Regions from separate parts of the Homo sapiens genome. Here region 1 is linked to region 2. Evidence: chromatin loops called from intact Hi-C (ENCODE). Cell type or tissue: gastrocnemius medialis. All regions are shown on one strand.

The links. Hi-C counts contacts between places; a loop is a spot of excess contacts. Peaks named below come from ENCODE experiments on the same cell type or tissue, not always from the same donor. Only the 100,000 strongest peaks of a DNase experiment are listed, where the experiment ranks them.
Region 1: a loop joins it to region 2, with 2.0 times the contacts of the local background. A loop is called at or near these places in 3 of 110 quality-filtered maps.

The regions. Positions count from the first base shown.
Region 1 is chr1:91,842,938-91,846,937 of GRCh38, reverse strand. The region is part of intron 2 of TGFBR3 (transforming growth factor beta receptor 3); the gene reads left to right. Among named protein-coding and RNA genes, the nearest start is that of TGFBR3, 41 kb to the left of the region's middle. In gastrocnemius medialis, no CTCF peak of the experiment used is centred here; DNase peaks (open chromatin) are centred at 497, 777, 1,597 and 1,937; H3K27ac peaks cover 3,860 bases.
Region 2 is chr1:91,752,985-91,756,984 of GRCh38, reverse strand. All of the region lies in intron 4 of TGFBR3 (transforming growth factor beta receptor 3), which reads left to right. Among named protein-coding and RNA genes, the nearest start is that of TGFBR3, 130 kb to the left of the region's middle. RefSeq lists an enhancer at 3,549-4,000. In gastrocnemius medialis, no CTCF peak of the experiment used is centred here; a DNase peak (open chromatin) is centred at 1,614; H3K27ac peaks cover 3,701 bases.

The DNA of each region.
Region 1 (4,000 bases), 90 kb before region 2:
TGCCCCCCTGCTAGCTTTTTTCTAGCCCTCCCAAAAATGTGTTTATGTTGCTGTCCATGCATGTGGAGCAGTCTGGAATTCTGTGTGACATTAGATAGTGAAAAAAATAGATTTCCCACGTGACTGAGGTTATAGGAGTGAGAAATCTTGGATTATGCAAGGACTCTTTGATTGGAAGAAGGACATTTTGAGATGAGATTTATTTTAAGATATAGTAAAAAAAAACCTAGTATACAACTTTTTGTTTTTTTCTAAACTAACCCTTTTCGGGGGTGACAGGATGGGGTGTGGACTAGAAGCAATACCAAACTTTTAAGTATCAAATCTTCACTCAGAAGAAAAAAAATGTCTTCAGGGTGAAAGAATAGCTCAAATGCGAAAAGCCTGATAGTTATATAATTTGAGAGTAGGGTCTGGCATATTATAGAGGACTCCGAGAGCCTGATCCAAGCAGCCTGCCATTTTCATCACCCCAGGATTATCTGTAAGGACAACTTTACTGTCTGTCACCTGCCAGGTCTCAGCCTGGCCCTTGTGAGTGCCAGGAAGTTTGTGTCCTCTGTTTTGCCAAGCTTAATTAGCTCTAGAAATACCCTATCAAAGGCTGTCTGGCAGTGTTCCATTAATGGTATGGGGTGAATTCAAAAGCACTAATTAATTGTTAGATTATTTGCAAAGCCCATGCTGAAAAACCTAATGCCTGCAGGAGAAAGTTGGCAGAGAGACGGTACAGAGATTAGCTTGGACCTTACCCGGCTCAATTGCGTTTTGGAATTGGGCCAAGAGGGGAGTTGCTTTTCTTTTTGGAGAAGTGCTTGTGGCTATATTGTTTTCTAAACTGCCAGTGTACTGCTCTAGGCTCTCCGTGAGGGAGCTCATATGGACACTTGCAGACCTAGAGAGCCCAGAGACCATCTTCAAGAGGTTTTGTTTATTTTTGTTTTGTGAGAGAAACACAATTGTTTAACTTTCATTAACTAAATAAATTCTTCGCAAGGGCCTCTTCTTAAATAGAGGAAAAGGAACTCTAGTTTGTAGTGTAACAATTCAGGTTTTAAGTGTTAAATGTTCAAAGGAGCCAGGATCAGGGCTTTAAATAGTTTTTTCTTCTTAAAATAAAACAAGTCAGGTTCCTCATGTCCTCTGTTTAGGTGGCCCAGGTCAGCAAAAAGTGAATTTTCCAACTGCTACTGCAGTTGGAAGATGCTGTTTAAAAAAATCTTCATTTGAAATCAAGTGCATGCCAATTTAAGGTCAGGGTATACTACATGCAGGAAAGGAAGAAACAGGTAAACAGGTTTGCATTATTTTGCTACATTTGACATATAGAATGATAACACCTATAATTAACTCAGCTTGACAAATTGTAGACAAATAATAGAAGTCCCTGTCCCTTATAGATGAGAGAGATTTGAGGCTTTTGGAGCCAAGTGCCAGTTTCTGTTGACTCTGAAGGCAACGGAGACAGCTGAAGATCAAAGTATAGAAGGATATTTCAGACTTATCTAAAAGCCAATTGAGTGTTATATAAGGGAGCTGTGTGTAGCTCTGTTTGAAAACATCCATCCAGTAATCTTCCAGTTCCTGAGCCTGGCCCTGCCTCCTGTTGACAGGCCTCAGCGTCTTTTTCTTGTCCTTTTGGGCTTGAGCAACATGTGAGTAAGTACTTATGTACAAATCCCAGACCAAATCTTACTTTATTAACATGATTCAGAAGAAAAGAATTCTAATGAAAAATTTCAGAGGACTGTGCCGAAACATTTCGTGATGTTGTCAGATCTCCCTGAACTCAGGAAAGGCCCCCAAAAATCTATTATTTCTGTTTATTACTCAACTTGGAAAAAGCTTACAAGAATGCCTCAGGAGAGTATGCACTGGTTGAGGAATTTATTCCTGGGTGTACAGCATCCCCTACGTTTACTCTGTGTGAGGCGGGCTATCCTGAAACCCTGGGCAACCTGCCTGCTCCTCAGCCAGCAGGTCTAGAGTAGCAGCTTAGTATTTTTAACCCTTTCTGTCATATGACTCCCAGCCAACTTTTTGAGTTGATAGAAACACAGATCTGAGAGCTATGAGGAATTATGAAAGCCTTTGTACTGACAAAAGACTATGATTTTTCTTTGCTGCTTTATTATGGTTAAAAGGTCTCATTATGCTTTTATTTTGGAGAGGTAATTCTGTATAACAAGACCTACTTGTATATCCCAGTTAGGTTGTGAGATATCATGAATAACATTACAACTGATAGTTAAATTGAAGACTTTAAATGATTTTCCTCAAAAAGATAAAACTAAATTCAAGGTTATTCTAAAATAAGTATGGTTATTTGCATTTAAAAATATTTCAAAGGGAGAAAGAGAAGTTAGGATTACAAGTGATAGAATGAAAAGTGCTCATAATTTGTTGCCTGTAGTATCTGTTTTGCTATTCATGAACATGGTACACCCATTCATTTGTTTAGGTTTTCCTTAATTTCTTTCAGCACTGCTTTTGTAGTTTTCACTAGTTTCTTTTGAAGACTCTAGTGTGTCCAAATGTGAACAAGATTCATCATGTCTGTCTTATTAGAATTATGTTTAAGAACCTCTGTTTTAGAGCTGTAATGCTATCCTCTTCAATCTACTCTTCATTAATAATGATGAAAACTGATACTCCCTCTGACTTTCCTGGAGAGTGAGCTCAGGGGTGTGTAACTAAGGCTATTGCTAAAGTGAGTTATCGGCCTGGCTGCCTTTGCTCTAAGTTGTAGGAACTCAAAGCTCAGTGTGTACTGTGAGATATGTTCTTTAAGGCTGAAGGCTAGTGTTGCTGAGCAAGAGATGTAGTAAAATGAATATCCTTGTTCCTTTGGACTAAATGTCAGAGTTAGAGGCAGTCTTGGAACCCAAAGATTGGATGTTGTGCCTTTCCATCAGGCCGTTGGGCTTTCCCAGCAGAGTTTCGCTGGAACAGAGTCACTCCAGTGAACTTTCATTTTGGACTTGTAACAAAAGGATTTTGTAGAGATTTTACCCTCTGAATGTGGGTAATACCTGAGGGCTTTATCAAGATGAAGAGTAACTTTGTTGGGTTGCTGCACCTTTATTTAGGGAAAGTAATTCTCCACCACAGTGTCAAGAGTGGTCTTGACAGAGACATATGAAAGGTCAGAGAGTCAGGATCGTGCACTAGTTGTGACCTTGGGTTTTGGATTCAGGCACACAGGTTCAGGTCCAGATCATAGGCTGTGTGACCACAGGCTCAGTGTCCTCATTTGTAAAATTGAAGTATCAGTAGTTCCTGTCTCAGTTGTGTTCTTGTGAGGATTATAAATGAGATAATGCATATAAACCAGAGGATCACGTTTATTATGAATGAAACTACTGGAAATAGTATTCTTTGAAAATGTTACCATAGTACTTACCTAGTTTGGACTGCTATAACAAAGTCACATATAAGTCACACATAGATTGTATGTCTTATAAACAACAGAAATGTATTTTTCTCACAGTGCTGGAGGCTGTAAGTCTGTGATCAAGATGCCAGCATGGTTAGGTTCTGGAAAGGGCCTTTTCCAAATTGCAGACTGATGACTTTTCATTGTATCCTCACATGGATACAGTCCTCAAAAAGACAAACTAGAGAGTTCTCTGGAGTCTCTTTTAAGACACTCATACCATTCATGAGAGCGCTGTCCTCATGACCTAATTGCTCCACCTGTTAGCGTGCCCCATCTCCCAATACCATCACACTGGGGTTAGGATTTTAACATACAAATTTTAGGGGGGTACACATTCAGTCCGTAACACATGGTGGACATATTTAATCAGTCTTTTAAGTTGCAGTTCTATTATTCAGGCATATTTTTGGTACAAAAATTAGATCTGATCCTGAAATATAATGTTGCTGTTAAACAGACTTTATTGATGCCCAGTTTCTTTATTTTCCGTAAGTTTTACTTAGAGCAGTACAGTGGAAATACCACAGTGGTACAATGGGAGTGATGGAGTTGGGAGAGGGT
Region 2 (4,000 bases):
GTTATATTCCTTGAATTTGATAATTATGTTGTTTTTATGTAAGAGAATATCCTTAGGAAACATACTTAATACTCTTTAAGATTAAGGGCTAAAAGGTCAGATCATTCAGGAAAAAAACATGTTGTATAGAGAAGAATAAAGCAAATGTGGCAAGGTTTTAAAAACTGATGAATCTAGTTAAAAGGGTATAGTAGAGTCCTTTGTACTAGCAACTTTGCTGTAAATTTAAATTAATTTCAAAAGAAAACATTTAAACTCAAAAGGTACATTTACAAGGTGGGCATTACAATAACTTTATTGTAGCCTTTTCTGGGAATTGCAACTCTTATTCTATATTAAAAAGGCCAAAAATCAAAAATCAGTAATTATTTAGTTGTTATTACTAGCACATTTATTTAGCACTTAGGATATTTCAGGTCACTAAATGCTCTAATACTTTAATTCTCACGATAGCCTTCTACAGTACCATAGTGTAGATCCTTTCTTATAGATGAAGAACTAAGATTTAGAGAAGTTAAGTAGTGGGCCAAATCACATGGCTAGTTACTTGCAGAGTTGGTACTCAAACCTAGATGGGACCCATTCTACAAGCTGTTATGCTAAACTGTCTGCCTTCGTACTCATAATCACTGTCAGTCTCCTCTAATTAAAGTTACTTGTGATAGTAATACTAATGGCTCTGATCATAAAGTCATATGCACATTTAGCCCTCATACTGTAGAGCTATACTGTCCAATACTATAGGAAATAGCTGTGCGTGGCTACTTAAATTACAGTTCTTCAGTCCTGCTTAGCCACATTTCAGGTGCTTAGTAGCTATGTGAGGCTAGTGGCTACCACAGTGGGCAGGTTATGGAGGCATTATGAGCAAAGGCAGTGCATGTCCTGGTTTAGATCCAAGCAGTGACCTTGGGCAAATTAATTTCTCTAAGCCGGATTTTTCTCAGGCCCTGCATCATAGGGCTGTTATCTTGAGTAAGTGAGATCACATATAAAATGTTTATAGACATCACCTGCTGTTGCTGCTCTTATTTATTTCTAGTCACAGTAAAGAGCATGTGGGACGGGTGTTGAATTTGCATCTGTATTTATGAAATATCTAGTTTGGCTGGCCCCAGATCAAAAGGGGTTCTGTTTCTCTGGGCTATAGGTCCAGATGAAAGTGTGGGCTACGTATGTCATAGTTGTACTTATCGCTGCCTGGATTCTTTCTTCAGTCTGCCAGTTCATGGGTTTTGACGGAAAGTGTCTTACTCTTAGTTATTAATTTGCTTTAATTTTGCTTAAAATCTGTAAAAACTGCTTCTTGGTCATCAGTTTAGACACTAACAATGAAAGAAGGTGGCCGCTTTAGTAAACAATTGAACGTCAGCCCCATTTGGATCAATCCCATGTAAGGAGATTGCAGATCAAGTAATGAGCCTAAAATTACCAACACGTGGGAGGCAGCATCAGGAGAAGTCAAGGATTTAAATTCCAGGACACCTGAACTCTGCTTTGTTGTCCAGCAGGCTTCCTTTAGGGAAAACGGTTTTTTTCCCGTCTGCACATTTCTTCTTGGCCTGGAAGAGACGATGGAACATCTGTTGTTCATTCACGTTCTCACATCAGCAGACAACGAGTGATGCAAGTCCTTGCACAAGCTGGGCCACTCTCCTTGGGCAGGCTTTTCCCTTCCTCTCTGTGGCCTGAAATGAATTTTAGTTTCTCCTCATCTCCTTGATAGCCTTTGCCACAGAGGGTCTGGTGATCAATAGAAATCCAGTAGTGTGTTCTCTTTATCCATTTGTATAGTTAAGAGTTAAAGTTTGGGGATAAGATAACTAAATTATTTTATATAAAGTGTTCATCAAACACTTCAGAGGGCCCACGGGATCTCTGGAAATTCAGGCTTCACCGTTTTCATCACTGTCTTCTCCGAGGTTACCCAGGGAGCCTAAAGGAGCTGTGGAAAGCGAATGGGTCTCTTGACTCTCAGTCCACGATGCATGTATCCTTGCCTGTTTCCTGATATGCTGCTGGATGGTTTGCATTTCTGTCTCAGAGCTGTCTACTGTGTACGTAGAGTTACAGAACTTTTAACTGTTTTTTTTTAAATAGGGCAATGAGAAAAGTTCAAGTAATAGCATCTACTCATTTATCAGGGTGACCTTTTTATTTAAATGGACATGTCTGTGTTGTTATGACTGCCCAAATTAAAAAAGGAAAACTTTCATAATTAGTTAGGAGGGCCTTATGTTACCCAGGACATCGCAGCCACCCTTGAGGGTGACTGAAAACATACTTTAATACTAGTAATAAAGGCATCTGTCTTTTTCTGTCAAATCATTTCAGTCCTTCTCACCCCCTCACAGCACAGGCAAGAAGGGAACGTGTCAGGCAGGGAGAAAGTGGGATTTGGTTTTCTCTGCAGGTGCAGCTCCTTTATCTGGTTATTCTGGTTACCTAGGAAATATGAGTGGGATGAAGAGTGATGCTTTCAGGCTGAGTTTCAAGTAGTGAATCTTTGAGTGTGAGTCACACACACACGTGATGAAGTTGTAATAATCTTATAGTTTTCCTTTTGCAGGGTGTATGGGTGGCCCAGAGAACAATCAGAAATAAAAATCATCTTACCCTCTCAGTGTGCCATGTTGAAACTGCAAATAATCTCTTAGAAGGATCACATAAGCCTGTTTTTATTTATGCATTCATTTCTACACTGAAAAAAAAAGTAAGATAACTTAACTGGGTGATGATGCCTGAACCTTCAACCTGAATTTGCTAAAATGAGAGCCACAGTATGAAGTTGTCTTTAAGGACATACTACAATTTAAATACACGGTTTCTAGAGAAAAGACACAAATGGCCAAAAAACACATGAAAAGATGCTCAATATCATGAGTCATTAGGGACATGCTAATGAAAACCACAGTGAGATGCCACTTCACACTAGGATGGCTTTAATAAAAAAGGCGATAACAAGGGTTGTGAAAGCTGTAGGGAAATTGGAACACGCATACATTGCTGGTGGGAATGTAAAATGGTTCTGTGGAAAACTGAGCAAAACACATGTCCCCAAGAACTTGTCCACAAATGTCCAAAGCATCATTATTCACAGTAACCAAAAAGTGGAAACAACCCAAATGTCTACCAACAGATGAGTGGATGAAAACAGTGCTATATCCATATAATGGAATATTAGCCATAAAAAGGATTGAAGTTCTGATACATACCACAACATAGATGGGTCTTGAAAACATTATACTAAGTGAAAGAAGCCAGATGCTAATTGTCACAAGTTGTATGATTCCAATTTATATAAAATGTCCAGAATGGGCAAATCTATAGAAACAGAAAGTAGATTAGTAATTGCCAGGGGCTGATGGGAGGGGAAAATGGGGAATGACTACTAATGATACGAGATTTCTTTTGGGAGGTGACAAAAATGTTCTATAATTACATAGTGGTGAATATACCACACCTTGTGAATACACACAGAAACACTGAATTGTACAGTTTAAAAGGCTGAATATTATGGTATGTGGACTGTATTTCATAAAACTAGTAAAAACTTGCTGCAGCACTTTTTTTTTTTTTTTTTTTTTTTTTTTTGAGGACAGAGTCTCACTCCCTTACTCAGGCTGGAGTGCAGTGGTGCAAACATGCCTCACTGTAGCCTCAACCTTCTGGGCTCAAGCGATCCTCCTGCCTCAGCCTCCCGAGTAGCTGGGACTACAGGTGCATGCCAACATGACCAGCTGATTTTTTTTGGTATTTTTTGTAGAGATAGGGTTTTGCCATATTGTCCAGGCTAATCTCAAACTCCTGGTCTCAAGTGATGCACCCACTTTGGCCTCCCAAAGTGCTGGGTTTATAGGCGCGAGCCACAGTGCTGGGCAGGGACTAGGTTTTTAAATGTATCTTTTTACTTTATTCCATGTACCTGATTTTTTTTTCTTTTTTTCTTTTTTTTTTTGAGAGAGGGTCTGGCTCTGTAGCCCAAGCTAGAGTTCAGTGG